2 separate regions of the Mus musculus genome follow, and region 1 is linked to region 2. The links are chromatin loops, found by intact Hi-C in ENCODE. Cell type or tissue: heart. All regions are shown on one strand. Each heading gives the region's core, and the rest is flanking DNA. Links, peaks and the distances in the headings are about the cores only.

Region 1 (15,904 bases), core at 3,798-11,797, 94 kb before region 2:
AAAGAAAATTTAAAGGGTCCTTTCTCAGCATCATTAGGATTTTAGAAAGGGTGAATGGGGAGTTCCCTGGACCTCCCTGGACCACAGAAGCACTGAGTAGGAGGAATAGGGTTTCCCTGGCTAGTTTTATGTCAACTTGATACAACGTAGAGTCGTCTTTGAAAAGGAAACCTCAGGTGAGAACGTTCTCCCACCGGACTGGTCTGTAGGCAAGCCTTGTGAACATTTTCTTGATTGATGTGGAAGCAGCCCTGGGTTCTATAAGAAAGCAGACTGAGTTAGTTGTGGAAGCAGCACCCTCCGTGGCTTCTTCTTCAGTTCCTGCCTCCAGGTTCCTGCCTTAAATTCCTGCCCCAGCCGCCCTCAGTGATGAGGTATGACCGGAGACTTGTAAGTTGAAATAAATCCTTTTGTCCCCAAGTTTCTTTTGGTCATGGTGCTATATTGTAGTAATAGATACTCAGCTATGACAAGGGTCCTTAGATGAAGGGACTCACCGAAGGACAGGACGAACCCAGAATTCTATAAATTAGTTCAGGACTGCTTTTTCCCCGACGGCCAACTTTCCCTGATCTGGGCTTGTTTCCAAGCACACAGCCCAGTTCCTGAACTTCTAGAAAACACCCTTAGACTCGAGACAGGGGCTGTGACCTGAGTCCTGCGGCAACCCTTCAGAAAGAAAGCCAGGCCACTCTCGCTCCTCTTCTGCCTACTCCCTCCCCCTACCCCCATGTTCTGCTGCTTCTAAAACCCAGCACTGGCTGCTGGGACCATGGAGATGACAAGTTGGGGCTTCAGGCCTCCCATCCTCTCTTCATTTCTTCAGCTAGGGATTTACTGGGAGACACAACTAGGCATGAATTCTAGAGTCGACTTAAATTCCAACCCTGGTTTTGCTGATGGTATTATTATTATCATTATTATTGAAATAACATTTCCCTGTGCACCCCTAGCTGTTCTGAAACTCAATCTGTAAACCAGGTTGGCCTTGAATTCACCTGCCTCTGCTCCCCGCTCCCCGCCCCTGAGAGCTGGGATTAAAGGCATGCCCAGCTCTGACTCCTTATTTTTAATTTTACTAAAAACTGTTCTAAGATTCCTGGTTGAGAAATCTTCACATGTATCCTAGATCACTAAACTAGAAACAATTACTAATGAAGCAATTTTTTTAGATTTATTTATTTTATGTGTGTGTGTACACTGTAGCTGTCTTCAGACACACCAGAAGAGGGCATCAGATCCCATTAGAGATGGTTGTGAGCCACCATCTGGTTGCTGGGAATTGAACTCAGGCCCTCTGAAAGAGCAGTCAGTGCTCTTAACTTCTGAGCCATCTCTCTAGCCCAAAAGAATTATTTTTGAATTTTCTGATGCATATTGTCCAGCAGCCCTGGAGAATATTAGAAGAGCAACCAGTGGTTAAGTTTGTTGGGTTGCCGGGCAGTGGTGGTACATGCCTTTAATCCCAGCACTTGGGAGGCAGAGGCAGGCGGATTTCTGAGTTTGAGGCCAGCCTGGTCTACAGAGTGAGCTCCAGGACAGCCAGGGCTACACAGAGAAACCCTGTCTTGAAAAACCAAAAAAGGGGCTGGTGAGATGGCTCAGTGAGTAAGAGCACCCGACTGCTCTTCTGAAGGTCTGGAGTTCAAATCCCAGCAACCACATGGTGGCTCACAACCATCCTAACGAGATCTGACTCCCTCTTCTGGAGTGTCTGAAGACAGCTACAGTGTACTTACATATAAATAAATAAATCTTAAAAAAAAAAAGTTTGTTGGGTTACTCTGTGTGTGTGTGTGTTTTGTGTTGAGCACTGTCCTTGGTGCTGAGATGTGGGCGGTACCCATGGTGTCACTGAGAAGAGAGCTGATGGTTATCAGATTTCAAAGAAGCTCAGTAGACAAAACCACAAGCATAGCTCAGAGATTTTTGTTTTGTTTTGTTTTGTTTCTGAGACAGTGTTTCTCTGTATAGCCCTGGCTGTCCTGGAACTCACTCTGTAGACCAGGCTGGCCTCGAACTCAGAAATCCACCTGCCTCTGCCTCCCTAGTGCTGGGATTAAAGGCGAGCAACACCACGCCCAGCTAGCTCAGAGATCTTAACTGGTTCTTACTGGCGATGTCAGAATGGAACAAATGCCTCACTTGTCAATCAGGATGAGAGTTCCGGTGAGTGGCTCATTGAACTCTGTAGTGGAATAGGCAGCAGGAGGCAGAAACTGGTTTGTTCTCTGTCCAGCTTTTGAAGAAATCACGAAAGAGGGAGAGAGTGATAAAGGAGGGAGGGAAAGAGGAGGAGGAGAAAGAGAGAGTGCATTTTAGCAAATCCCGAAAGAAAGCAGCTTAGATAGGTGGTTCTCAACCTGTAGGTCGTGACCTGTGATGGTCAAATGTCCTTTTCACAGGGGTCTTGTATCAGATACCCTGTATGTCAGATCGTTGCATTATTATTCGTAACTAGCAAATTTGCAGTGTCTTAGGGTTTTACTGCTGAGAACAAAGTGTCTTAGGGTTTTACTGCTGAGAACAGACACCATGACTAAGGCAACTCTTATAAGAACAACATTTAATTGGGGCTGGCTTACAAGTTCCGAGATGCAGTCCATTATCATCAAGACAGGAACATGGCAGCATCCAGACAGGCATGGTGCAGGAGGAGCTGAGAGTTCTACATCTTTATCTGAAGGCTGCTAGCAGAATACTGGCTTCCAGGCAGCTAGGATGAGGATCTTAAAGTCCATGCTCACAGTGACACACACACCTACTCCAACAGGGCCACACCTTCTAATAGTGCCACTTTCTGGACTGAGCATATACAAACCATCACATGAAGTAAAAACAAAATAATTTTATGGTTGGGGGGGTCACTGCAACATGAGGGACTGTATTAAACGGTCACACATTAGGAAGATTGAGAATCACTGGCTTAGGTTTACGTGCCATAATGAAGATGTCAGTTCTGTTTTCATTTGATAAGGTAAGCAACTTAGAGATGGTCAAAGCTGGACCTGGTGGCTCAGGTCTGACTCCAGCTCTCTTGAAGCCTGAGGCAGGGGGGTTGGTTTAAGTTCAAGGCTAGCATGAGTTACAGTCTCAAACAAACAATTTAAAAGGAATAACCTAGTGTTTGGTTTTGTGTGTCTTTGTGATTCAACCTAAGATCTTGTACATGCTAGGCGAGCTCTCTACCACCGGGCTGTATCCCCGACTTTTTAATAAATTATCTGTGGTATGCATTCATGTATATATTAATTTTTTCTATTTTATTTTATGTGCTTGATTATCTTGCCTGCATGTATGTCGTTGTACTATTTGCATGCCCACAACATTGGATCCCCCAGAAACAGTTGTGGGCTACCATGTGAATGCTGGGAATTGAACCCATGTCCTTTGGAGGGAGAGCAATCATTCTTAACCACTGAGCCATCTCTCCAGCCCGTCCTTCTTGTATTTTGAGAGGGTCTTGCTGTGTTGACCAGTCTGGCCTTGAGTGGACAATACTACTACTTCCAGAGAGTAGGAAAGCAAGCCTGGGGTAGAAGGCCTGTTCTTGTGTCTTTTTTTTTTTTTTAAGATTTATTTATTTATTATATGTAAGTACACTGTAGCTGTCTTCAGACACTCCAGAAGAGGGAGTCAGATCTCGTTACGGATGGTTGTGAGCCACCATGTGGTTGCTGGGATTTGAACTCCTGACCTTCAGAAGAGCAGTCGGGTGCTCTTACCCACTGAGCCATCTCACCAGCCCCTGTTCTTGTGTCTTGAACAGTTATTAGGTATCTGTTCTAGAGCCGTGGTTTTCAACCTTCCTAAGGTTTCGACCCTTTAATATACTTCCCCCTATTGTGGTGACCCACAGCTATAAAACCATTTTTGTTGCTACTTCATAACTGTAAGTTTGCTGCTGTTATGAATCATAATATAAATATCAGTTTTACAATCATCTTAGACAATGAAAGGGTTGTTCAAATCCCAAAGGGGTTGAGACCCGTAGGTTGAGAAACACTGTTCTAGAGGCTAAACAAACACACACATCGTGTTAGCTTTTGGCCATTGTACAAGATGTCAGGGTTTAGGCCCAACTCCAGAGAAGTTCCTGTGACATCGGAGACTTCATTTATCCATCTCAAAGATGGAGTTGATGCTGACCTCCTAGTCTGGTGTAGATCTGTGCAGTCGCAGAGAGACAAGTGTGTTGTCAAGTTCATTGTCCTAATGAAGGAGCCCCTCTCAGTTCTACCCTCGTGAAGTGGGCAGCCTAGGGCTTGGCTCAGAGGAGTTGGTTTCATTATCATCTTCTGACTTGGTGCTTAGCCAGTCGCTGGGTGGTACGCAGTCCACTTCTGACCCTCAATTGTTCTCTTCAGGGAACAGGAAGTAATACTCTTTTTATTACAAGTCTGAGTTTTTGTTATTGTTGGTTTTTGTTTTTGTTTTTGTTTTTTTGTTTTGTTTTCTTTTTTTGAGACAGGGTTTCTCTGTATAGCCCTGGCTGTCCTGGAACTCAATTTGTAGACCAGGCTGGCCTCGAACTCAGAAATCTGCCTGCCTCTGCCTCCCGAGTGCTGGGATTAAAGGCATGTGAATTGCTCTGTAACTCAGAATCTGCAGGTCTCTGTCTCATGTGTGCAGAGATTAAAGGCATGTACCACCATACCTGTACCTAAACTTTTCTTTTACCTGGAACTTGCTCTGTAGACCAGGCTGACCTTGAACTCAGAGATCTGATTGCCTCTATTTCCTGAATGCTGGGATGAAAGGCATGTGCCATCATGCCTGGACCAAAGCTTTTCTTTAATTCTTTTTCACAAGATGGAAGCTTAGCTGGGTGGGATCCTGCCCTGGGGTCACCACTACCTTAATATCTTTAATCTGGTTTTCTCCTTGAACACAAAATTTAGCTCCACTTGACTTCCTCGTCATCCTTTAACCTTTGAGCCATACATTTTGTATTTTTCCTTTCCATGCTTGCTACACTTGGTCAAAACACTCTTTATGAGAGTGAACTACAGGACAGAATCTATTTTAGACTTTTTTGAGATTTTTCTTTCTCAATGCAATTAATCTAAATCTCTTCAATTTAGCCAGGTAGACTATTCAGACAAGGGCAAAAAGCAGCTATATTCTTCACCAAATTATCACAAGAACAGTCTCTATGCCACATACTAAAATTCTTCTCCTCTGAAACCTGTTGAGCCAGGCCACCACAGTTGAAATTACCCTCAGTACCACAGTGGTCTTCCATGTTTCTACTAGTATGGCCTACTAAACCCCACTTGAAGCATTCCACTGTTTTCAAAAGTCGCAAAATCCATATTCCTCAAAACAAAGCATGGTCAGGCCTATCATAGCAATGCCTCAGCCTTGCACCAACTTCTCTCTTAGCTATGATTTTATTGCTGTGAAGAGACACCATGACCAAGGCAACTCTTATAAAGGCAAACATTTAATTGGGGTTGGCTGTTAGCAAACATTTCCAGTCTTGGGGAATAACTCTATTATGGGTAGTCCGGTGACTATTTAACACAAGGGGAATGCACTCTACATGAAAGGATAGCATCTTTATAAAGCCTCAGATCTATCATTTCTATAGGGCACCACATTATCTCATCATAATCGTGATCAGCATCATTAGCAGGCATGTGCTGCACAATTACAATCAGAAAACCGGTGGTGATTTTGTAATTCCAGGTCCCTCCTCTGGCAGGGTACTTGGCTCAAGACTAACCCTTCCTCTTAAAACATGGTCTCCTGCTTCTCCTGGCTCCTTGCTCCACCCAGGGTCTTTGGGGACTTGAGACCCGAAGTGAAAAGAAGTGAAAGGCACAGGGTGGAGCCAGGCTCTGCCTTCATGCCCAGCTGGCTTCCCTCTTTCATCCCATGAGAAGCTCTGGCTGTGAGTCACCAGGTCTGAGTCTTTCTGTTCCCCCTTTTCCAGTGCTACTGGCTTTTCAAGAGCTCCTGTCTCTACCTGGAGCCCTTTCAGTTGCACAGGCAATGTTGCAACCCTTTCAAAAATGAGAGAACAGAATGATCCTTCTGGTTTCCCCATTTCATTCTTTTTTTTTTTTTTTTTCTGTTTCTCAGATCCCTCCATATCCACTCACAACTTTTCCCATTGCTCAGCCATTCTCCCAATCCTCTTTGAAATAGAATACAGGGAGAAGATGAAGAAGAAGGAGAAGGAGAGGAGGAGGATGAGGAGGAGGAGGATGAGGAGGAGGAGGAGGAGGAGGAAATAGAAATTCCCCTCTGGGAGCAGTGTGGGAGAGAACCCAGAGCCAGCAGCAGTAAACTTTTTGGTAATGTCCTGAAGCAGAACTCTCATTTCTTCTTCCCTTGCCACCACTTCTCCTATGGCATTAGGAATCCTCTCTCTCTCTCTCTCTCTCTCTCTCTCTCTCTCTCTCTCTCTTCTCTCTCTCTCTCTCTTCTCTCTCTTCTCTCTCTCTCTCTCTCTCTCTCTCTCTCTCTCTCTCTTTGGTTTTTTTTATTTTTTTTTTGAGACAGGGTTTCTCTGTGTAGACCAGGCTGGTCTCAAACTCGGAAATTCACCTTCCCCTGCCTCCCAAGTGCTGGGATTAAAGGCAAGTGCCACCACGCCTGGCCCCATGTGTCTCATTCTGCTCTGTGTTAGGGGTCACTCATAACTGGATTTTTTGGCTTCTTTATTGGGTTCTATTATCTGTTGCAGCAGCAACGGGGAGCAACAACATGGGGAGCAGCAGCTGTCACAGGCCCTCTTGGGCCCCTTGCATTTAAGCTTTCTGAAGTGTCCCCAGAATTCAAAACATAAACATCTACAGCTTGTGAAAATCACACCCCTTCTAGAGCATAAAAGAAATCATAGTTATTGGGCATGGATAATCTGAAACAGCCCCATGTCCCCCACCTGGGATCAAAACAAGAACATAATCACATAACATAACTGGGCTTTAAAAAAACAAACTAGTCGGTCATGGTGGTGCACACCTTTAATCCCAGCACTCGGGAGGCAGAGGCAGGCGGATTTCTGAGTTCGAGGCCAGCCTGGTCTACAAAGTGAGTTCCAGGACAGCCAGGGCTACACAGAGAAACCCTGTCTTGAAAAATACCAAAAACAAAACAAACAAACAAACAAACTGAAATTCTCATTATGTGTAGGTTTGAAAGGTTGGAAATGCTGGGGGGCTTCTGGCCTCCCTGTGTGGGTTAGAGAAGGGTACTGGGGGCAGCAGGAAGGAGAGGGCAGGCCCTTTTTCTACCGAAGGCGTCTGTGTTCTTCTTTGCCCATGCATTCATGTTAGAGAAACTGACTGACTCAAGGAAGGCCAGCATCTGCCTGGGATGTGGATCTTGGTGGTCCTCATCCTTGAGTTCAGCTTCTGAGGATTCAATGTAACCCTGGAAGGGGGCGTGTCCTATAGTCTGTAACTGATGATCTCTTCTCAGAAGCATCTGTAAGCCATTGTCAGATCTCTCTCTCTCTCTCTCTCTCTCTCTCTCTCTCTCTCTCACCTCTGATGTCCTTTTTCTTTTTAGCTACCATGTCTAATACTTCTTTTGGAAGGTGGGTGTTGCTTGGATGTTGTAGGCTTGACTTAATTATAAAAGTAACAACTTACATACTTCACTGAATTACACAGTAACCCATGACACAGAAGTAGCTGTTTTACACAAGGGGAAAACAGACAGAAGTAATTTTAATTAGTAACTAGCTAGTTGGATCAAACCCACACCTGCCTGTATTCACAGCTCAGGACTCTTATTTTCAAAATTTACTTTTTATTTATTAGTTTATCTGTATTTAAGTTTTTCCTGCACATATGTCCTTGTAAGTGTGTGCCTGGGGTCCTCAGAAGGAAGACAAGGGCATCAGACTGGAACAGCTGATTTAAGCCACTACTCTGATTTGTATACTTGTTAACATAGTTACAAAGTAAAGGGTCTAGAATCTGTATGGTTTCTTTTTATCTTCGCACTTATTTTATGTATGAGTACTCTATCTGCATGTACACCTGCATACCAGAAGAGGGCATCAGATCCCATTACAGATGTCTGTGAGCTACCATGTGGTTGTTGATAATTGAACTCAGGACCTTGGGAAGAGCTGTCAAGTGCTCTTAACTACTGCGCTGTCTCTCCAGCCTCAGCTGATTTTTTTGTTTTTGTTTTTGTTTTTGTTTTTCGAGACAGGGTTTCTCAGTCTAACCTTGGCTGTCCTGGAACTCACTCTGTAGACCAGAATTCAGAAATCCACCTGCCTCTGCCTCCCAAGTGCTGGGATTGAAGGCGTGCGCCACCACTGCCTGGCGTCTCAGCTTATTTATTTATAAAAATTATTTTATTTATATGGGTGTTTTGCCTGTATGCACACATGGCCTGATGCCTGTAGATGCCAGAAGAGGGATCTGTCTCCCTGGAACTGGAGGCACAACCAGTTTTGAAATACCGTGTTCATGCCGGGAATTTTGTTCTTAACTGTAAAGCCTTCTCTCTAGCCCTTTGCTCAACTGATTTAATGGACTTTGGGCAGTGACATCACTCAAGAACCACCAGGTTCTGAGACTGTTCTTGGAGTCATGGACTCAAGAACATACCAGCATCGGACAACCCACGACCTAGTCTTTTGCCCAAGATGACTGCAGTTTCGAGGACAGTCCACTAGAGGTGGCAGCGCCACGACAGCTATGCCTCTCTTTCCCCCTCTCCCCTCGTTTGTCTGCCTAGAAGAAAAGCCCGCCTCCTGACCCATAAGGCCACGGGGCCGGAAGTCTCCCTCTCTCTTCCTGTTCTCCACCATGGCGGTGAGTAGGCGAGAGTTGGCTTTGCCTCGCTTTCATCCGTCTCCATCCGCAGTCGGCGGAGCCCAGGGCGGCTGTCTCGCGGGTGGCCGGAGGAGGACGGAGCCCGCGAGGCTGTTGGCATTAAGCCCGGCGGGACTGGGCGGCCGTGGGGCACCCCCGCCGCATCGCCGCCCATCCTAAGAATGGGGCTCAGGTCTGCAGCCCCGAGGGCCCAGACGCAGTGTCTGGGGGCTGCCGGAAGTGCGAGCGCGACGTGCGGAGGTCCACGGCGGGGCCAAGGGGACACTTGCAGCTTGTGTGGTGCTGGGGAGTTTCTGCGAGTCCTACTCGCAGGACCCGTGCTAGCTTGGGAAGGGGGACGGCATGGCGCAGAGGCCGGTACTTCCTGTAGTTTTGATTAGGGTTACATTGTATACTTTCTACGATCTCTAGTGTCTGTTCCCTACTCGTGGATCCGCTTGGGATTCAGGCTCTCTCTCTGTGTTCGTTCTCTTCCAAACGCGGAGACCTTGGTGGTCCCGAGGGCTTAGGCGGGATCCGGGACGATAGAAGTCAGAGCGGAGAAGACCTTGGCTGTTTCTCGTCTCTGACGGGGCGGGAGGGTGTTGATGGCTGTGTCCCTCTTCGCAGCAAGATCAAGGGGAAAAGGAGAACCCCATGCGGGAACTGCGCATCCGCAAGCTCTGCCTCAATATCTGCGTCGGGGAGAGCGGAGACAGACTGACCCGGGCAGCCAAGGTGTTGGAGCAGCTCACAGGCCAGACCCCGGTGTTCTCCAAAGGTGAGTGGCGGTGGGCTGACCAGAGAGGAGTGGATCTGGAAAGCTTGCTTCATCTGACCGGAGCACGGGTGCAAATGGACTTATAACGTGAGCTGTCGTGGGCCTGGTTGACAGCTAAGAACAGGGTTAATACCGTACACTGTTGGCATGAGGTCCTATCCATGCTTTTATTTGTATTTGTGTGTGTGTGCATGGGTACTCTGTTTGCATGCATGCCCACATGACAGAAGAGGGAATCAGATCCCGTTTCTGTTGGTTGTGAACAACCGTGTAGGTCCTCAGAACCTGTTAAACCTCTGAGCCATCTTTCCAACACCCCCCCACCAGTGCTTCTTAACTTCTGGCTCTGCCTCAACTCACTTAAAATGAATTGTGATTCCCTTGTTTGGCCACATGACAGGAGTTACCTTGCTAGAAACATGGAGTCTGTTGCTAGTGTGGTTGTGGGTGGTCTGTGATTGGGTTTGGATACTGTTTCTTAGGACCACAGTCAGCATTTTGAAAACACTGGCTTTTGTCAGTTTTAGTCTCCCAATTAGAGCATAATCATTGGTTGGGCCTGATAGCCCACAACTGTAACCCCATTACCCAGGCTGAAGCAGGAGGATTGCTGCCAGTTCAAGGCCAGCCTGGGCTACATTTGAGATTTTTCTCTCTCAAGGAATGTAACAGTCTTGCTAACCTGTGTCTGTTACTATGGCCATGCTGTTTGAGGTTCTTAGTATGGCTGGGTAAATTAGAGATGGAAAGCTCTGTTTTCTGTGTTGTGGACGATGTTGACTGACACGCTAGATGCCGTGCAATGGAAATAAGACATTACCTGCCTCTTGTGTCCCCGTCCTGCAGCTAGATACACTGTCAGGTCCTTTGGCATCCGGAGAAATGAGAAGATTGCTGTTCACTGCACAGTCCGCGGAGCCAAGGCAGAGGAAATTCTGGAGAAAGGCCTGAAGGTGAGGCTGGTGGGGTGGAGGCTGCTGCATTGTCAGAGATGGGCTATATATACACACATACAGTGCCTTGGCGTTTCAGAGATGACTGTTCCTGGATTTCTGTCCTTGGGATTTTCTCTGCTCTTTGGAAGTGGGGATCGTTTGATGGCATTTGTAGCTGGGGCATGACTTGGTTAGGGGAGGGATACCTGTGCTCCTAGCTAGGACTCACAGAGTTTTGGTTTTGCTCTGGGCCTACTGGGTGTTGATCTGAGCTCATGTTGGGCTACTTGAACATGATGGATAGCATGGTCACTTCTGTGTCCATTCAGGTGCGGGAGTATGAGTTGCGGAAAAATAACTTCTCGGATACTGGAAACTTTGGTTTTGGAATTCAAGAACACATTGACCTGGGCATCAAATACGACCCAAGCATTGGGATCTACGGCCTGGACTTCTATGTGGTATGTGGACTTCTCAGTCCCAAGCTGCCTGTGGGGAGAGGTGGCTCCTCTGTCGACGTCCACACATGCTGTCCTGCTGTTGGGATGGGGAGCTGGGTTGAAGTCTCGTGTCTTGTCTGCCTGTGTGTCCCCCTCAGAAAAGGGCCTTGTAGCAAGTGTAGAGGTTCCGGGGTTTATTCCCTGCCGTTGCAAAGCTCTCTGGGTCATCCTGGGCTGCATTTGCCCTTCGAATTTGCTTCCCTGTCTCCACTCATCTCCTTAGCCTGGGGCACAGGAGTTCTGTGAGGAAGTCATGGAAATGTGGGGGGTGCAGACTGCTCAAATGGGGATTGTCATGTGGGAATGGCCGTTATCATAGTGGAAAGCGCTTTGGGGGGGTATGCTGCTTTTGGCGACTTAAATTTTTCCACATTGCACATGTAAGTTTTTGTTTTGAGGCAGGGTCTTTGATTTACAGCCTAAGCTGGCCTTGAACTCCCTGCATGTATATCTGCACCATGTGTGTGCCTGGTGCCTGTGGAGGCCAGAAGAGAGAGGACAAGGGAATCACATACTGGAATTGGGACTGGAGTTACAAGGATAGAGACCAGTTGAGGAGGAAGCCTGCGGGGCATGTGTGTGTACTGCCTGGTGTGTTGTCTGGGTAGCTAATGACAGTTCTGTCCAGCTGAGGTACTAGTCTTGATGACTTGAAGGTCAGTCTGTAAAGTGTGAGTCTTGTCTGTTCACTGTTGAGCCAACTCTGAGCTGGCTGGGTGACTGTTGGTTATTCTGGCACAGGTGCTGGGTAGGCCAGGGTTCAGCATCGCAGACAAGAAGCGCAGAACAGGCTGCATTGGGGCCAAACACAGAATCAGCAAGGAGGAGGCCATGCGCTGGTTCCAGCAGAAGGTAAAGCCGATTGTCCCACGTGAGCTGGTGCTCTGTGGTGCTGGGGACTGGTGTTGGGATGGGAGCTCTGCAGGTACAGTGCTGTTTGGTGGGTAGCTTGTATAAAGATGGAATATCTGGGCATTTTGGTAAATGCCTCCTAGGGTTGGTGTTTGAAAAGGTCTTGAGTGTAGGTATCTGGAGTCAGAATTCTCAGACGTTAGTCTTTGTTGCAGTTCTTGCTCTGACCTTGTTCTGAAAACATGCAATTTCTTCTCTTTCAGTACGATGGAATCATCCTTCCTGGAAAATAAACTTGATCCAAAAAGCTAATAAAATTTTCTCAGAAATGCATGTTACAGTTGTGTGTTTGTGAAAGGCGCGTGGCCTCATTCAGATCCTGGGACCACAAGCACTTAAAGAAAGCCTCGATGAGAATTGCTGGTGGCGGCGGCAGCCTGCGTCCTGGACTCCAGTGTCTCCCCACAGCTGAGACTGAGCATTGAGTGCCCTGTGGGTGGGCTGTGGTGCAGAGGTCCTTTAAGTGGGTTTTGAGAGGTATTGGGTTGGTTAGGGTTTGGATTTGGTTGTAATTAAGGGCTGGGACAATGTCCCAGTCCCAGCAGGTGTCCCTTGTTTGTGACTTGGTGTGTGGTGAAGGGACCACAGCTTCTGGTGTGGTGGTAAAGACTATTTTGGCTTTGTTCATAGTTGAGTTGCATTTAAAATGACACAGTTGGGAGGGAGGCCTTGTTAGGAAGGAAGTCTCACAGGCAAATTGTCGGATTAGTCCTCCCTTGATTAGCTATGGTAACCTGGAGCAGATCTGTCTCTTTCACGGAAGCAATCATCAGACAACTACTAGGCGTGTGAGCACTTGAATTTTTTTTTGTGTGTTTTGTTCGTGGAATCCTAACACATTAAAACTTGGCTTGTTTTGGTGTGAAGAATCCTGTCACTAGTGATCAAAGCCATTATTTTGGGGACTGTGTAAGTGGCACAGTAGGTAACAGTGTGAGCTTGAGACCTAAATTCAAATTTAATCGCCATTACTCATAAAGGGTTCTTGCCAGCCAGCCTAGCCTAATGGGGAGTACCACGTCCTGGTGTGATGTTCTGCCAGAAACTAGGTTGCTGCCTTCCATGGAGCAAACACACACAAGCCACCATTTATTTAAGCTGTTTCCATCTGTGTGTTCAACACTTGTTTTGAGATGGTCTCTCATCTCTGACTGTCCTATCTTTGGTGTGTCCAAGAACTCCTTGGTCACACCAGGATGCAGAATCCTGGCCCTCTGCCTCCTAAGCCCCTCTGCTTAGGGGCTAAAGGCACACAGGGCCATGCCCAACTCTCTTAAATTTACTTTAATTCAACTTTGTGTGTGCTTGGATGTTTTGCATGTGGGCCTGTACTTGCTACCAGTGAAGGCCAGAGTAAGGCAGATGGCATCTGACCCACCCACAACTGGGTTGCACCATGACTGCCACAGGGATGTTGGGAATCAAACCTGATTTCTGCAAGAACAGCAAGAGTGCTCAAAACCAGCCATCCCTCCAGCCTCTTGTTTGCCTATTTATTGAAAGCTCAGAAAGTGAGCGGTTTAGTTTTCAGACAGTGTTAACTTTTCCTGTCCCCCTCAGCCCCCAAGCTAGAGTCTCCTGTCAACTAGAGTGGCTTGGAACTAGCTGTGACTAGCCTCTGCCTCCTGGGTGCTGGGATCTGAGTGTGCCACCACACCCAGCTCACACAGTGCCAGGCCAGCAGTCAGCCAGGGGAGCTATAGCTGCAGCCTCACGCTCTGAATTAGGTAATTGAGTAAACCTGTTGAAAGCGCCTAAGCTAGCTTGGAGCCTGTACTGTACTGTACAGAAGGCACACAGTGAATTTAAGCATTCCAGAAGCTAGGGTGTGTCAGGTCCCTGTACTACCAAAGGTTCTCAGCATGTGGGTCATGGTCCCTTCATAGGGGCCACATTTTCTACGTGCCAGATATATACAATCTATAACTGGCAAAATTACACACCGGTTAGCAACGGGAATAAATTTATGATTGGGAGTCAGCACAAGAGCAGGTTGAAGCATTAGGAAGCCCAACAACCTCTGCTACTATCCCTAGACTCAGCGTAGAAGGGAGGCTTGGTGTAGGAAGCAGGCCGGAACTCGCTTTCAAATGACAGGGTTTTGGGGTGTTCGTTTCTCAAGCTGGTTTTTCTGTAGGTCAGGCTGGCCTTGAACTCAGGGTCACCTGCCTCTGCTTTCCTACATTGGGTACTGCTGTATTGTATGCAACTGGGGTGGCTTTAATGTTTTATTAGTTATGCTTCTGGGGTGAAGGGTGTTTGACAACCATCTGACAAGTGCTGGGAGTCCTGACAGAACTGGTGGATTTTGTGGGTTTTTTTAATTTTCATTCTTTTTCTTTTTTTTTTAATTGTGTACACTGTAGCTGTCTCCAGACACCAGAAGAGGGCATCGGATCTCGTTACAGGTAGTTGTGAGCCACCATGTGCTTGTTGATAATTGAGTTCAGGACCTCTGGAAAAGCAGCCAGTGCTCTTAACCGCTGAGCCATCCAAGCTTAAGCTGTCTTTATTAAGATCATAAAACTGCCCGGGATTCTGGCTCAATGGAAACTGTTGGGAGTTAGAAGGTGAAACTAGATTTTAGTCCTGCCTCTCAACTCTCAGTGTGATATTGAAGAGGTCATGGCCCATCCAGGAGAGTGGCTAGACAATGAGTAGACAGACAGGATCTCCTGGGATCTCGGGTCCCCCTCAGGCCAGCATGAAAACTGGTGTTTATGTTCTTCCACACCCTGATGCTAGAGCAGTGTCCAGAGTGAGTGTGTAAGCACACTTGACTTTGTTATGTGGTTATTTTTTCCAGCTTAGTCATGAAAAGTTGACAATCAAGCATGGTCAGTCTTAGATAAGACATCTGTCCCAGCAGCAGACTTAGAAACGCCAGGCTCCCTTAGTGAGGGTTACAGGCCTGAAGAGAGCTGAGAACCCAGCTCAGCTCCTGTCCTGGTCCTGCAGAGACAGGAATGCCAGGTCAGTGGTTTGCAGTTGAGCTGCATTCCCAGCTGTAAGGATGTCAGCAATGTGCTATAAGCCCAGAGTCAAGCATCCTGCCATCAAGGGAAATCCCGTGTCTGCTATGCATGAGCAGCGTTAAGGGTCGGTTAAGGATGGGAGCTGGGGAAGCCGTGAGGTCAAAGGGCAAGAATGAAGGTAAGTTGTCTAGGGCTCTACTTCCCAGTGTGAGGTGGGGAAGGAATATGTCAGTCAGCATATCTGCGGCCCTCACAACTGAAGTCTTTTCTTCCCATCTTTCAGTGGGCTCTGGGAGTGGAGCTCAAATCAGCCTTACTACGCAAGCACCTTTACCCACTGACCCATTGCTAGCCCCATCCAGATATCTCTTAAAAGATGTGAAAAATGAAATATAATGATTCATTGTACTAGATGAATAATTTAGACACAATCTCATTAAGTGACAGGGTCTTTTCCCGGTGAAGATACTAAAAACGCTGATGTCTTCTAGTATTTTTTTGCATGTGTGTGTGTGTGTTTGCTTGGCTTTGATTTTTTTTGTTTTGCTTTGTTGTTTTTATGTGCCTTTTTATCTGATGTGACATATTGCTATGTAAAGCGAGCATGTGGCTCCTCCTGTCCTTGCTTGCCTCTGAGCTCTGGAGTTACAGCTACAACTAGGCACTTTATTAACAGTGTTCGGTTTTTTTTTTTGTTTGTTTGTTTTTTTTGAGACAGGGTTTCTCTGTGTAGCCCTGGCTGTCCTGGAACTCACTTTGTAGACCAGGCTGGCCTCGAACTCAGAAATCCGCCTGCTTCTGCCTCCCAAGTGCTGGGACTAAAGGCGTGCGCTACCACCGCCCGGCTCGGGTTTGTTTTTAAAACATAGTTGAGAGAATGAGGAATAGTGAGCTTTCATCTTGAAGCGGCTACGTATTGCTACCTCCACCCTGGCTGGAGAAACCCCAGGGACCAGTCAGTGGGTATCTCAGCCATTAGATGGTGTGGGGAGAACAGAAAGCAGGGACATTTGTA
Region 2 (15,904 bases), core at 3,831-11,830:
CCGTGGGGCCCTCGTGGGCCCCTCCCCCCATGACTCTGCCCGGATAATCGTCTCTCCTGCCTCGCTGCAGCCGCTTCTGTCACGAATGTGTCCATGGCCCGGGGCCCTTGCTGCTGTGGGCTGCCTGCTCCAGGACAGGCTGGCCAGTGAGGAGGTAGAGTCCCTCGGGGCCTCCCCTCAGCCCCTCCCCGAGAGGGGCTGGACCCTGCCTCCCCATGGCCCTTCCTTGCAGGCCTGGAGCCTGCAGGGCTGGATTGAGGTTCAAGGGCCCCCCCAACTCCCTGCTGTCTCACCCCCACTATGTCCCCCCTTAGGGCCAGGGAGGTGGTGGGGGAGGAGTTGTGTCTTGTCTTCTGTCTTCATGTGGTTTTGGGTGTTTTTCTCGTTTTGTCCTGGATTCCGATAAAATTAAAGGAATTGCTTCAACTCTCAGGGCTCCCTTATGTGGTACAGCGTGGCCATCTGTGAGAATCTGCCTCTCGATAAGAAAACATCTTTATTTTAAATACTTTGGAAAGCTTAATCATCAGTGCCTGGGGGAGGCTATGGTCCCAGACCCCCTGGCCTCCCCATCCCCAAGGCTCTGGGGATCACATGAGCTGCTGAACTCGGGGGGGAGACAGGCTGGAAAGACCTGGACTTCTTTCTGGTCAGTGGAACCAGAGGTCTCCTGCCTGGAGGGCTGAGCAGACAGCTGGCATTTGAGGTAGGGTGGCCCCAGAGTGTGAGGGTACAGGGTCCTGTGGAGACTGGAAAGCAGGCAGCTGCTCTTTTCTGGTCCATGGTAACGAGGTCCTCAGGCCTGCGCCCCAAAGCCCGAAGGGTTCTGCTTCTGCCAGCGCCACAGATCTTCACCTGAGCAGACATGGATGGTCAGGACTTGCCTGAGGACGGCCCGAGCAGTTGCCCTTATAGCCGGTTCCGCCCTCTCCTGGGTTCCACAGACACTCACACATCCTGTCCAGCCCCAGGGCTGCTGTCCAGCCCAGCTCCTCATGGGCCAGGCTGGGGTTGGCATAACAGGCCGCCACATCACCTTCCCGCCGTGCCACCACCTTGTACGGGATCTGCAAAGGGGATAGTACACATACTTGGTTGACCAGGCCCCGGGCCTCAGGAACCACAACCAAGAGCTCTGTCATAGGCACCTAGCACTGAGGTTCAAGGTAGCGGCTGGAAGAGACGGCTGGACTGGAGAGCCCACTGTGTTTGTGGGTGGGGCCTACCTTCTTCCCTGAGGCTTTCTCCATGGCTTGGACCATCTGCAGGACAGAGTAGCCTGTGCCCGTGCCCAGGTTGTAGGTCTGCCCAAGAGAATGGAGTCTATCATTCACCCTGTGTGCCACCTTCACCCTGGATTCCAACCGTTTCCTCCCCGGCTCTTCTCTTGGCTCCCTACCCGGCAACCACATTGCTCCTTCAGCTTCTTCAAGGCTGCTATATGGCCCTTCGCCAGGTCCACCACGTGAATGTAATCCCTCACACCTGTGGGGGAATTGCTTCCATCGGAAGTTTGCCCCCCCCCCGCCCCCAACCCCTGTCCCCATCTCCCTCCTTGCCCTGACTCCTAGGCTCACCTGTCCCGTCCTCTGTAGCATAGTCATCACCAAAGACATTCAGGGCCTCTCGTCGCCCGATTGCCACCTACAGCAGAGGTCAGGTCAACTTCAAGGGCGCTGGCACCAGTGGTAATCTGTGTCCCGCTCCCCCAGAACTGCCCCCCCCTTACCTGGGAGACGTAGGGCATGAGGTTGTTGGGAATACCCTGAGGATCTTCACCGATGCGCCCAGAGGCGTGGGCGCCTATGGGATTGAAGTACCGAAGCAGCACGGCGTTCCAGGCCTGCGTGGTAAAGGTCAGACGGTGGGGCTGGGCCACTCGGAGGGAGTCCCAACTCATCCACAGCCATCTACCTCCCCATGTCTATTCTGTGGTCTCTACCAAGGAGCAACAGAGGGCACCTGCATACCAGCTGCCAAGACCTTGGGCAGAGAACACTGCCGCTTCTCGCTTCTCAGCCTCTGCCTCCTTGTGCTGAGAGTGCCCGGGGTGATCCTGGGCTCAAGGGGGCCAGGGAATGGAGCAAAGGTGGGGTGAGCGGTCCTCACCGTGTCTGCCCGGCACAGGTCCCGGATCATCTCCTCGATGAAGAACTTGGACTTGCCGTAGGGGTTGGTACAGCCCCCCGTGGGGTGGGCCTCATCCAGAGGCAGGTACTGGGGGTTCCCGTACACGGTGGCTGAGCTGCTGAACACCAGGTTCTTCACTCCGTGGGCCCTCATGATCTGGCCGTGGAGGGGAGGGTCAGTGGCCTGTGCCTCACGGGTAAGTCCCACTTGTTACCCCACCCTAGGAGGGTGGGGCTGAGGCGACGGGCATCAGTTACAGAGAGAGAAACAGGCTGGGGGGGTAAAGAAAGGCAGGTGTCCGAGATGGTACGGCTTGGGTCCTCTCTGACTCTCCCACGCAGGCCCTTACTGTGGCCAGCATGCCAGCCAGCCTGGGGCCCAGCTGGCGTCTGTGTCCCCGTCCTCTTACCTCTAGAAGCTGGATGGTCCCTGTTAAGTTAACTCTATAGTAGTCCAGAGGCTTCTGCACTGACTCGCCCACAGCCTTGAGGCCAGCAAAGTGGATGACGGCCTTAAAGCTGTGCTGCAGGGGGAAAGCCAGGGTCAGAGGATGCTGTGCCTGCATCCTTGGCGATGCTCCTCCTACCTGCCACGCTGGCCCCAAACTCACAAAGACTCCCAAGTGCTTGGTTTAAAGGCATGCTCTAAATGCCCCAGCTAGCACCTAGCTTCTTTTTTAAAAATGTACTTATTATTATATGTAAGTACACTGTAGCTGTCTTCAGATGCACCAGAAGAGGGCATTGTGAGCCACCATGTGGTGGCTGAGATTTGAACTCAGGACCTTCAGAAGAGCAGTCAGTGCTCTTACCCGCTGAGCCATCTCTCCAGCCCCAGTACATACCTTCTTAAAGAGGTGCTGTAGGGCTGCCTGGTCCAAGATGTCCATCTCCTCAAACTCCACAGAGCGGCCTGTCAACTCCTGGACCCGGCGCAGGCTCTCAGGCATGGAGTCTTCTCCTGGTGGTGGTGGTGGTGGTGGGGCACACGGTGTTCAATATTAGAGAATGGGGTCCTGTACCCAACCCCTCTAGAAACTGTTCACTGATTCGTACCCAGCTTCACTCACCACGAATGGCGTTATGGAAGTTGTCAATGACCACAGGTGAGTAGCCTGCCTCCAGCAGCTCCAATACCGTGTGGCTGCCGATGTAGCCAGCCCCACCTGTGACCAGCACCTTTTCCATGGCGCCTGCTTAGAAGACAGAGTTTCAGAGGTGGCCGAGGCTTCCTGCTCAGGGCCTCACTCCAACTGGATGCTCGACCCCTACCTTCATCTTGGAGGATGTAGGGGTGAGCCCTAGTTTAAGGAGAGGTTCCAGAATCAGCCCTGGGTCTAACTAGCTAACTACCAGTTTCTGGCTGTAGGGGCTGACGTTTTGAACTCTCTCTAGGGCACAGTTTTCACCTCTAGAACTAATTATTGTACACACCCCATGTATTAGGAGGGCCCAATGAAGCAGTTTAAAGGTCTGCCACCTGCATATGTAGGACATCAGACACACCATGCTGTCTAGTTCCTGTTGACAGAGGGTGGGAAGATGGGCCTTTTGAAGACCCACCCTTCCTGCCTCCATGTCTGGAGTATGGACAGTCTCGGGCAGAAGAACATCGCTTAAGAATGGGAGGCTAGGATACAGAAAAAGGGACCTGTCCCTGTAAACTGACACCTTTTCCCCGGAGCAAAAGGTTCCTGGGTTTGATGACTAACATCTAGTGCTCCAACAACCCTTCCCCTGGAAGGTCAGTTGGGAGGAAGCAGTAAGAACGCCAAATGGCCTCAAGGGTGGGGTCCTTAGCCAGGAAGGCTGTGCCCAGCTCAGAGGCTGCAGTGCCAACAGCCCTGGAGTGGGTAGGGCTTCACCCCACCCTGGGGCAGCCAATAGCTCAGCTTTGGCCCAGCTGACTTGGAGCCACAGATCCCGCCCAAGGAGGGCAGCACCAAGTGAGCCGGTGTCGACGTGGATTTGGCTCGCTCTCCGCTGCCAGGTGTGCATCCCCACCCTGAGCAAACTGCTGGGCGGACAGAGAGGCAGTCCACACAGTGAGGCCTTTCATTTTCACGACCTGGCTCGCTGCCGTCTTTCTCCGAGCTGCCTCAAGTTTCTGCTGGGGTTATTCTGCTGCAGCCCACTGGACGGGGCGTCCAGTGCGACCCAGAATCACTACCCCGCACTTGTGCGTTATTTTCCCAACATCTGGATGTGGCAGGTGTTTCTACCAGCCCTGGGTACTAGGGTCTGAGCCCAGAGGCAGTCGGCCTGGGGTCACACAGCAATAAGAACTGACTAAGGGGGATCCCCGAGACTATGCCCCGCGACTCCCTGCAGCTCCCGCATTGCGCGAAGACGCGGGGAGGCGGTCGCTGAGGGGACTCTGGTGGCAGAAAGGCTGCTCTGAGGTCGCTCCGCTCCGGACTAGGGGATGACCTTGGTCAGCGGTCCCCTCCTCAGTTTTCCCTGTCTGTACAAGGCAGGAGAGCGGATGCTGGGTCTCAGCAGCCTGGGCGAGGCGGAGCTTAGCTCTGGACTTCGGGTCTGGGCTGGGAGCAGGAGCGGGGAGCCGAGCCCCGAATGAATGGGCTCGGGTGGCCCCCGCTACGGTTGCGGAAAACGCGAGCAGAAGGGGTGAGCCTGGCCCTGTTCCGAACACGAACCGACCCTCTTGGAACCTCCTCGCTCCCCACCAAGCATTGGCCCTTCCGAGCTCACTAAGCCCTTCATTCTACCGGCCGAACCTGCGGAAGCTCCAGCGCTGACTCCAGGCACCGCCTCCCGCGACCAGCGCCGCGGCCCCTTTAAGACCTGACAGCCCAGCCCGACCCCGCCCCTCCACGCCCTCCAGGAAACGTGTGTACTGGGTTACTGCCTGGACGGCAACCCTGGAGGGACAAATGGTCTGCACAGGCTTTAAACGCCTGCGCAGTGCGCTTCCATCGAGGGCGGAAATGAGGGGTGCGGACGCCATCCGGTTACCGGCGGGCTGTTGAGGAGAAACAAGGTCGGGACTGGGCCCTTTCTAGTCCCTCCACTCAGAGCCACTGTTTGTGTCAAACCCTTGGTCGGGCAGCTCCAGTTGGAGGACATGGCTGGCCCGGGCTGCGTCCAAGTTCACGTGGGAAGAAACCCGCGATGGCGAAGGAACCTTGACATTCACAGTAGCAATTGCTGTGCCCATCGCTGAGCCGCTGCCTCCCTCCCCCAAAGCTGTGTTTGCGCACCTGCCCCCGTATAGGGACTCAAGACACTTTTGTCTCGGTTTAAGATACAAAGCGGGACCGGGCGGTGGTGGCACACGCCTTTAATCCCAGCATTCGGGAGGCTGCTCCTGCAGAGGCCCCGAGTCCTGTTTCTGGCACCCACATACCTACCGCCTCTCATTACATAGGATGCCATGCCCGCTTCTGACCTCCGTTGCACATACCATACATAGCTGGCATTCTCTCACAAATACATAAATGAAGCTAAATCTTTCCTGGTAGTACAGGTCTTCAGGCCCAGCAGAATTTCAGTGAGTTTATGAAAAGGGAAGCTGAAGATAGCTAGCGCGTGAATAAATAATAATAATAATAATAATAATAATACTGTCAAGTTGACCATTGTGGAAGTTTGTTATCTCACTGGAAGCAGATACAGATGGATCCCTGGGGTTCACTGGCCAGCCAGCCTAGTCTCCTTAGCTAGTTCCAGACCAGTAAGAGATCTATCTTCCTGATCTATCTTCCTGCTCTGGAAACAGGCACGTTCTCAGAAGCGAGTCCTAGGGTGTTCCCCACAGCAATGATTTCCAGTCAGTGGTCTGGGGGCTTGGGTGTGGCGATGGAAGAGATCCAAAGATGAACCAGCCACAAAACCTTCCCTCTTCCCTCAGAGCAATTTTACTCCTCCACCCATAAACACACGTTTGAATGTTATATTAGAAAATTAAACCTTTAATTACATAAGCTGTTTTCAAAAAAATCACACACAGAGTGGAGATTTCGTTGGCAGATGACCACAGATGCAGATCAACCCCCACCATTCCAGCAAATGCTCTGCTGGCATAAGGGGAAACTGCTCTCTGTCCTCAGAGGTAGAACAAAGGCCCTGCGGCGGTGGACATCAGCTCTGTTGGCAGGCAGACTCACCCAGGGCCATCCCAAGCAAGTGCTTAGGCACAGCTCTGGGGAGCTGGCCCAGGCCAGGCAGCTCTAGCCCTTATCATCAGGGACAGGGACCTCTGTGATGCCGGCTCATTTGCTCTCATTCCATCTCTTCATCCAGGAATCATTGTATACACCCAATTCCCTCCGTTCTGGTTCAGGCGAACGAGGGTCTCAGAGCTTGCAGGTGGCCTGTGCCACTTTGGAACTAGTTTTTCTGTTAAGGGCTTGACAGATGAAGTCCCCAGCTTCTAGAAGTTTCTGGAGGTTCACACCCTTGAAGAAGTAAGGAATAAAGTAAGGCAAACAGACCATAGACAGCTGTTGACATGGGAAGGGGAAGATGACAGCAAACAGGCCCCTCCTGCAACAGTTGTGACCACTGTCTGGGGCTGTCTCCAGCAGGCGGTTTGTGGAAGGGACCTTATTAGTGGTGTCCCATCTCCATGTTCAGGGTCCAGCCTGCCCCACAGGAACTGTGATGTCCATTCGTTGGCCTTTGTGTCTCTTTCCCTGTGCTGAGACTGTCCCCAGACCATTGCTAATGCTAGAGAAGGTCTCACCTACTAGACCACTCCCTCACCCAACTCGACTGTAACAGTAAGTCCAATCTGCTAGCCGGCCATTACTGAGTGCCAAGCACGCTACAGTTTCTTCTGATGCTACAGATTGGTCCAGGGTGTCTCCACTGACCTATGCTTCTGGCCATGCGTTTTCTTAATCCTGTGACAGTGGAGAGCACACGCACCGTTGTTACTCGGGTTTACAGAGATGAAATACTTGGAAGTCGAGCAGCCGGGGTGGAAGAGATCTGGGCTTTCAACCATCAGACCTCAAAGCTGAGATGTAGTGTGACCTCTGTGCCACCACCGAGGTCCCACAGAGTCCAGTGGAGCCCTGTGTGGCTAATTTCACAGTGTGCCCTTGTTCATAGAGAAAACAGTCTGGGGGAAGTGACTCACTGCAGGTCACAAAGCTGCCCCCTCTTAGGGCTCCTTCCACTTTCTGGGGGCCTCCTGCGACTGAAGTGTGGATGTCACCCTGGGATCTTGGCCTCCTATGCTCATGATCATATCCAAGCAGACCAACCTCTCTTCTGCCACGCTGCTTCCTCTCTGTTTCCTCTGCCGGAGACCTCTCTCTTCATTCCCTTTTTTGGTTGGCTCATTCTCACCCTTGGGGTCTTAATCTCCTCCCTCTAAGGCCACCAACAGAGCCTCTCCTGCTCAGGCCCTTGTCTACTGGTTATTAATACACACACCCCAGGCTGCTCTGTCAGGACTTCAAACCCCACAAGGGCTCCTACTCCAGATTGCTCACTCTCACCTCTCCTAGATAACTCTCAGAAACAGAAAGCTTCCACAAGCCCTGCTTAAGCTCCATCAACCCTAAGCATGCCGGGCACATCAGTCCATGGACTCTAGGTAAGCCCTGGGTAGTTGAGGGATGTCACCACCAGGGGGCAGGCTGGCTTACCGTGTGAATCCCTAAGCCATTCAGCATGTAGACCAGGTCCTCAGTAGCCAAGTTCCCTGATGCCCCTTTTGCATAGGGACAGCCTCCAAGTCCTGCCACAGAGGAGTCCACAACACTCACACCCATCTGGAAACATAAAGACGGTGAATGGCGGCTGTTGCCTGAGGAGCCGCCTCCTACACCTCCTGCCCCAATGTCAGAGGAACCCACTGAGGGTCAGAGCTTCTCTCCCTGGAACACAGTCTCCTCTGTGGCACTGCTCTCCCTGCTGGAGGACTTCCTCTACCCCTTTATGGTTGGCTCCTGACTCAATTTCACCCTTTGGGGCTCTCCTCAGAGAGGCTCGCTCCTCCGGGCCACCAGTCTAGCCCCTCCAGTCCCAGAGTGGTAGATCCTAGGTACAGCTCTTTTGGGGGGCTTTATTTTGAATAGTGTCAAAGAAATGAGAGGTTGGAGAATTCTCAGAAGGATTTGTAATGGGCCAGCAAGATGGCTCAGAGGGTAAAGGTGCTTGCCCCCAAACCCGATAACCTGAGGTTAATCCCCAGGCCTTACATGGTGGAAGGGAAGGACCAACTCTAAGTCTCTCAGTTATGTTCTGTGGGAAGCCATTCCCTTAACCTGTGTGTGCCGCCATCTGTGGCCTCATAGACATCTGCCTCAATACTTTATTAATAAATACGATGAAATGGTACTTCCCTGCCCCATGCCCTCTGGGAATATGGGCGCACGGCTTTCATTACCTGCAGGGCCACCAAGGTGTTGGCCAGAGCTTGACCATAGGTATCATGGCAGTGGACAGCCAATGCTGTCACAGGCACTTCATGCATGACAGCAGTCAGCATGTCTTTCATGAGTCCTGGGGTACCTACGCCGATGGTGTCCCCAAGGGAGATCTCATAGCAGCCCATCGAGTACAACTTCTTGGCAACCTGGAGAAGTAAGCAGATACTTAATAGAGGAGCCCAGAGCCACCAGCATGTGACACTGGGGCTCTGAAGCAGGGACTCTGCCCATCAGAGGCGCTGTGTTCCTCTTGGACTCTACCCCGACAGTTTCAGTGGAAGGGACCAGCATTACCCAGTGGCTGCAAGACTGCGCTCCAGAACCAGCCAGCACCTCCAGCAGCCCCAGCCTCAGCCCATTTCCTTCTTCCCCATGCTGACTGGAATCAGAAGCCCGTCCTCCAGAGGGAGGTGGATCTGTGATCTGTAGGTCTAAGGTACTAGTTTGATACTTCAGGAAACACAGGGACTATGTAACTCTTTGGAAGCTCATTTGCAATTGGCTGGCTCACTGCAAATCCTAAACTGCCAACTGCTCCCTCATCCCCATGCCTGGCCTGAATGACAAAGATGACCATCCTGATAAATGACCAGGTGATGTACCACCCTCCACCCCTGCCCATGTGCCTATCAGGTGACAGTAATGGCAGGGCCCTGAGCCCATGTTCCAGTCCGCACTCTGCTGTTCACTGGCTACCTGCTTTGGGAGGTATAGCTTCTGTGAGCTTCAATTTCTGCTTCTAGAGACTGGTGATGGGCTATAGGGAGGTAGCCATGGGGGTGGGGTGCACAGACCAGGGCACAGCAGCCACCCGCCATTCCTCTACCTGGATGCCACATGGTATTGGGGAGAAAGAAAAAGGATTCCATGGGACACAATGGGCTGAGACCCAATCTGCCATCTGTACCCAGGGTGGCGAGTGACTTACTTCCTCAACTATACATGGAAGAGCAGCATTAAGTCAGCAGCGGGGTTTTCTGGATGAAATGGCCCAGGTTCCTCACACTCAGTCCCTATGCTGGGTCTTCCTCCGTGGAGCCCGGGTTGCTAGTCAAGAGGATGAGTGCGCTCTCTAAGCTACTCCAGGGGAGCTGGGGTTCCTGGGGACTACCACACTGGAGATGACGCCTTAGCTGATGAGACTGGAAGCTGGGCTGGGGCTTTCAGGTGGGCTAGAGACCTGCCACGGAGGTAGCCTGTGGGGCAGCTGGGCTGGGCTCGCAGTATATGAGTGAGTGTGTGTTCTTCTGGGAAAGGGAGGGGAGCTGCGCCTGCGCCTGCGCGTGCAGGGTAGCAAGGAAGTTACCCTCACAAGACCTGGCCCCACTGCACACACCTCAGCAACTTTAGCCGGGGAGACCTTCCCCTCGTAGGGGCATCCGAGGGCACAGGAGACATACCTGTGAAAAAGGGGGAGGAACGCATCAGTGTCCCCATTGCCAATAGAAGGGCTGGTGACCATTTGACCCACATCCCTGGTGAGCCCACAGTAAACATGAAGCAGAGCAGGAGGCCCAGTGCTGGGTGAAAGGTCGGCTCTGCGTGGGGAAAAGGCTCTTTGCCCTACTTCTGGGCAGAAGCAGAGAGGACCGGCAGGGAAGGTGGGGCTTAGAGGCCACTGGACCGGAAGCAGGGCTGCAGGTGGCTGAGAATTCCCAAGAGGAACAAGGAAGCAGACTGGAGCTGAGTGTCTGGAGGGGGCGCCCCTTGGGGTGGGAGTGGGGGAACAGTATTCAGGTCAGTAATGCCAGCGTGAACACACAGGCTCCAGGGCCTGATGTCTCACCAGCTTTGATATTTACTGAGATGAAGAGGATGTGCCAGGCACTGGACACAGAGCAGTGGGAGGACCCTAACCTGCAGGAGCTCATTCAAGTCAGGAAGATGGTAAATATGACCTCAGTCACGTTAGGAGGGGAGAGAATTCCAGAAAGAGATGAGCTGTGAAGGGAGCAGTGGGGGATGGGGAGTTGTGGGGAGAGGCAGAGGCGGCTAGCATGGCAAGGGTTAGTGAGGCAGACCTCCCTGAGGGCATGGGGACTTCAGAGGGAAGATCTTCCAAAGGTGTGTTCCAGTCAGGGTCAGGGTCTGGCATGCTCGGGACAGAGCAAAGGACAGACTAAGGCCTGGGGACAGTCGGGGCAAGGAAGTATGACATGAGGCAGGAGGGGCGCCCAGACTGACTGTGACAATCATGTAGAGTCTGCTGTCACCACCTGTTGGCACTGGGGCAGCTTTAGTTATGCTGAGGGTGAAAATTCAAGCCTGCAATCCTAGCCCTTGGAAGGCAGAGGCAGGAGGATTGCCAACTTCCGTTACAAAATGAGTTCCTAGTCAACATGAACCTAAAGAATGAAATGGTACCCAGGCAGTGGTTCCCAGATGTACACCTTTGATCCCAGCCCTCAGGAGGCAAAGACAGATGGATCTGTGAGTTCCAGGCCAGCCTGGTCTACAGAGTGTGTTCTAGGATAGCCAGGGCTACACAGAGGCAACCAGTCTCAACAAACAAACAAAACCCTAAACAAAACACCTCATGGAAACAAAAATTCTATATATTAAAAAATGGAGCCGTGCGTCGTGGCACACACCTTTAGTGCCAGCACCTGAGAGGCAAACGCAGAGGCAGGTGGATCTCTGTGAGTTCCAGGCCAGCCAGGGTTACAGAGAAAGACCCTGCCTCAGTAAATAGATAAATAAAGCTTAAGAAATAAAATAAAGGGGCTGGAGAGATGGTTCAGCGGTTAAGAGCACTGACTGCTCTTCCAAAGGTCCTGAGTTCAAATCCCAGCAACCACATGGTGGCTCACAACCATCTGTAACGGGATCTGATGGCCTCTTCTGGGGTGTCTGAAGACAGTTACAGTGTACTTATGTATAATAATAAAGAAATCTTTCTTTTTTTTTTTTTTTTTTTTTTTTTTTTTTTTTTTTTTTGGTTTTTTGAGACAGGGTTTCTCTGTATAGCCCTGGCTGTTCTGGAACTCACTTTGTAGACCAGACTGGCCTCAAACTCAGAAATCCGCCTGCCTCTGCCTCTAAATAAATCTTTAAAATAAAACAATAAATAAAAAGAGATTCAGTAAATGTTTGCTGGATCAACATTTCCACAACCTCCGTGTGCGTTCCACCTGCATTTGCTGTTTAGTTCTTTCTCCAAACATTGCTAAGCAAGGAAAGGTGGTACAGGGGCACACCTCTGATCCTAGCAGTTGGGAGGCAGAGGCTGGGGATCTCTGTGAGGTCCAGGATAGCGGGCTACATAGCTACATAGTGATATCCTGTCTGGGGAGGGGGCGTGGGGAATTTACCAAGCCCGAGCACAGGCCTGGGAGCTGGGGGGCACACGACGGAGAACCAGCTTCCCTGTCCTCCACCTGCTCATCAGGTCTCTGTGCAGCCTTTGATGGGGCAGCATCACCCAGGGATGTGGGAAGTGGGCCTTCCCCAGGCCAGAGCACAGTGGTGAGGGAGGCTGAGGAGCTAAACAGCTTAGTGTTTCAGGGCAACGGAAGACTTTGGCCCCCAAGGAGGGGCGCTGTCTCCTGCTGAGAGACAAAGAAAAGCAAGAGGAGCTGATGTGCAAGGAGGACCCTGCAGGAGCTGAGAGGCAGAGCAGAGGAGAAGCACTGTGCCTGTGGGGAGCGAGTGCAAAGGCCCTGGGACAGGGGCAGGGGCAGAGGGAGAAGGATGGGCAGGGACAGAGGGAGAGACAGGGGCAGGGGCAGAGGGAGAGACAGGGGCAGGGGCAGGGACAGAGGGAGAGACAGGGGCAGGGGCAGGGGCAGAGGCAGAGGCAGAGGCAGAGGGAGAGGCAGAGGGAGAGAGAGAGAGAGAGAGAGAGAGAGAGAGAGAGAGAGAGAGAGAGAGAGAGAGAGAGAGAGAGAGAACGCTGCAGAGGGCAGAGATGCCGCACACAGAGCCCTGAAAATCACAGTGAGAGCGATCACTCAGCGTGGACATAGCTCAGTGGTAGCAGACTCACGTGTTACAAAACCTCATCGGGGCTGGGCTTCATGCCCAGCACGGCATTCTGCTGTTTGTCTGTCTGTGCTTGTTTGTTTTGAGACACGTTTAAAGCCACAGGCTACCAGTTCCCATGCTGCCGGGCCTGGCTTCCCAGCAGGGTTGGGCATGGTGGCACACAACATTCCAGACTTAAGGCAGGGTCAGCTGGATGTCTGTGAGTTCCAGGCTGGCTTGACCTACACTTGGTCAGTCAACACTGTATGTCTGAGAGAAAGCCCGGCTCATCTGACCACATGCACTTGGAGAAAGGTTCCCAGGAGTAGAGCTTGGGACACCCAGCCCGAGGGAGAGAGACCGACCGGCAGGTGGGGGAATCCACCTACACTCTACAAGGGTCCCGAGAAAGGGGCTCACTCACCCTCTCACAGAGATGCTGGCGGCCTGGGCCGCCTGCATGACTCCAGCAAAGCGCTGGAAACTCTCCTCTATAGAGCAGTTCGCGTTCTTCCGGGTGAAGAGCTCAGACACAGCACCGAAGACGCTCACTTCCTTGGCACCCGCAGCTACCTGCCAATACCCAGTGAATACCTTTAGCACTTTGCTCCTGGAGAAAGTGGTCACTGGCAAAAATATTTTTTATGGCAAGTTTTACAGTTTTATAACTTTCATAGGCTGAACATACATACATACATACATACACATATACATATATACACTTTAGGAAATAAGGTGGGGCAGGCAAGATGGCTCAGCAGGCAAAAGGTATATACCATCAAGCCTAATGATATGAGTTCAATTCCCCAGGACCCACATGGTAGGAAGGAGAGAATCAAATCACACAAGTAAATAAATTAAATAATAATAAACAAAACATGTGGACGTCCCAGTCCCTAGTTCCCCAGACCATGTTACCTACTTGGGAACAGGGTCATTGAAAATGTAGCTGGATAAATTAGACCACACCGGAGCAGAGTATCCCTAACCCAGAATGACTGGTGTCCTTCAAAGATGGCTGTGTGAAGTACTGAGACATGAAAGGCCACGTGAGGTGGAGGCAGGCACTGGAGTGAGGCACGTACAAACCCAGCAATAGCAAGGCTAACCGCGCATCCCTAGTTACTACAGGATACGTGGCTCTCTGGAGGCCTCAGACGCAGCCAACACTCCTGACCTCTGGAACGTGAGGCAGCAGAGCAATTCTGTGATGGCTTGCACTACTTTCTCAAGCAGCCCTCGGAACTGCTTATACCTCAAAACAGAGCACACCTTTCATCCCAGCACTCAGGAGGCAGAGGCAGGTGGATGTCCGTGAGTCCGAGGCCAGCCTGGTCTACAGAGGGAGTTCTAGCACAGCCAGGGCTACACAGAGAAACCTTGTCTCAAAAACAAAACAAAACAAAACAAAACCCAAAACCCAAAAAACTAACAACCAAAACAAAAACAAGGCTGGAGAGCAGCGCTGGGCTGAAGTGTTCCCCTCGTGAGCATGAGGCTCTCCATCTGAGATACCAGACACCCATCAAGTCTGCCACTGTAAACCTGGGTGTGTGTGTGGGGGGGGGTCACTCATGAAATAAGTTTATGTCAAATCACACCATCAACCTCTCCAGAAGCTAACTACTGTCCCCACACAGCTGCTAACTACTGTCCCCACACGGCTGCTGACTACTGTCTGCAATTCCAGTTCCAAGGATCTTATGCCCTCTTGTGGTCTCTGCAGGTACTGCATGCACAGGGCACTGCATGCACAGGGCACAAACAAAACAAACAAAACAACAACAACAACAACAACAAAAACCGCTATAGTACACATAAAGTAAAAACTAAAACAACAACAACAACAACAACAACAAAACCAAAGTGGGTGATCCCAGGCCTTGGTGTTTTTTTTTTTATCAGGCCTTGTCTCTCAGCTATTACTAAACATTGATTATGGGAGCATCCACTTAGTGGTAAAGTGCTGCTATCGTTCGTGGCTCAGAGGCAGAACTGACTGAGGTTAAGCAATTCATCAAGACAACAGAGGAGTGAGTGACAGGGCTGAACTCCCCCCTCCCCCAAACCCTCCAGCCCCACCCCCAGCCCCAGTCTGATGGTATTCAGCCCCACTGGTGGCAGGCTGTTCAGAGGGACATCCCAGGACAAGGCAGGGACTGGTAACCATCAGTCTCTCTCAGGGGCCTCGCCAGTCAACCTCTTACCGCTTCCTCAAAGCCTTTCATGTTTGGAGTCAGGACTGGGTAGTTGATGCCGGGAAACTTCTGAATGCCCTTCAAGACGTCAGAGTGGTCAGCCATCTGGGAGCCGAAGAAGCCAAGAGCTCAGCGGGAGAAAAAACCTCCTCACTACTGAATCTTTTGTCTCCAATACTTTTCTTTTATTATTATTATTATTATTATTATTATTATTATTATTATTATTTATTTATTTATTTATTATATGTAAGTACACTGTAGCTGTCTTCAGACACTCCAGAAGAGGGTGTCAGATCTCATTACAGATGGTTGTGAGCCACCATGTGGTTGCTGGGATTTGAACTTCGGACCTTTGGAAGAGCAGTCGGGTGCTCTTACCCACTGAGCCATCTCACCAGCCCCTCCAATACTTTTCTTATCTGCCTGACCAGAGAGGGGTCAGGGGACATCCTGGTCAGCGTGATCTTGGCAGCTCCTGTGTCAGTACTGCCACCTCTGAGGTACCTGCAGTCACAAGCCACTTACCAAGAACCTTCTCTGGTGGGGCCCTGGGCGCCACTCCTTCTGCATTGCCTGGTGCTATCAAAGGGATTGTTTGCTATGAAACAGCAATTCTGGGATGGTTTGTATATGCTCGGCCCAGGGAGTGGTGCTGTTAAAAGGTGTGGCCCTGTTGGAATAGGTGTGTCACTATGGGTGTGGTCTATAAGACCCTCATTCTAGCTGCCTGGAAGTCAATATTCTGTTAGCAGCCTTCAGATGAAGATGTAGAACTCTCAGCTCCTCCTGCACCATGCCTGCCTGGATGCTGCCATGCTCCTGCCTTGATGATAATGAACTGACCCTCTGAACCTGTAAGCCAGCCCCAATGAAATGTTGTCCTTTATAAGAGTTGCCTTGGGCCAGGCAGTGGTGCTGCACGCCTTTAATCCCAGCACTTGGGAGGCAGAGGCAGGCGGATTTCTGGGTTCGAGGCCAGCCTGGTCTACAAAGTGAGTTCCAGGATAGCCAGAGCTATACAGAGAAACCTTATCTCAAAAAACCAAAACCAAAAAAAAAAAAAAAAAAAAAAAGAGTTGCCTTGGTCATGGTGTCTGTTCATAGCAGCAAAACCCTAACTAAGACAAATTTTCGCTCTCCCCTTTACAAACACAGATAGTGCAGATCACCAGCATCCTATATTCTCAGAGCTAGGAGAGACCTCAGA

What was found. Peaks named below come from ENCODE experiments on the same cell type or tissue, not always from the same donor. Only the 100,000 strongest peaks of a DNase experiment are listed, where the experiment ranks them.
Region 1: it touches region 2 in a loop (2.5-fold over the local background); 9 of 42 quality-filtered maps call a loop at or near these places.

The regions. Positions count from the first base shown.
Region 1 is chr4:136,046,230-136,062,133 of GRCm38, reverse strand. It overlaps Rpl11 (ribosomal protein L11), which reads left to right and starts at 8,741. Exons shown (of 6, transcript NM_025919.3): 1 at 8,741-8,786; 2 at 9,417-9,567; 3 at 10,414-10,520; 4 at 10,832-10,963; 5 at 11,744-11,854; 6 at 12,118-12,780. The coding sequence starts at 8,781. The coding sequence ends at 12,147. In heart, for the core only: a CTCF peak has its summit at 8,646; DNase peaks (open chromatin) are centred at 8,723 and 9,443; H3K4me3 peaks cover 3,243 bases; H3K27ac peaks cover 2,179 bases.
Region 2 is chr4:135,952,752-135,968,655 of GRCm38, reverse strand. Hmgcl (3-hydroxy-3-methylglutaryl-Coenzyme A lyase) reads right to left here. Exons shown (of 9, transcript NM_008254.3): 4 at 14,704-14,799; 5 at 12,921-13,069; 6 at 9,870-9,933; 7 at 8,491-8,679; 8 at 7,748-7,873; 9 at 5,988-6,547. The coding sequence ends at 6,446. It overlaps Gale (galactose-4-epimerase, UDP), which reads right to left and starts at 4,931. Exons shown (of 11, transcript NM_001356493.1): 1 at 4,868-4,931; 2 at 3,200-3,322; 3 at 2,975-3,090; 4 at 2,540-2,653; 5 at 2,110-2,286; 6 at 1,730-1,843; 7 at 1,578-1,644; 8 at 1,400-1,485; 9 at 1,227-1,304; 10 at 953-1,067; 11 at 478-855. The coding sequence starts at 3,317. The coding sequence ends at 797. Lypla2 (lysophospholipase 2) reads left to right here. Exons shown (of 10, transcript NM_011942.1): 10 at 1-431. In heart, for the core only: CTCF peaks have their summits at 7,517 and 7,723 (motif pointing right); DNase peaks (open chromatin) are centred at 4,025, 5,025, 6,275, 7,785 and 2 weaker places; H3K4me3 peaks cover 2,245 bases; H3K27ac peaks cover 2,566 bases.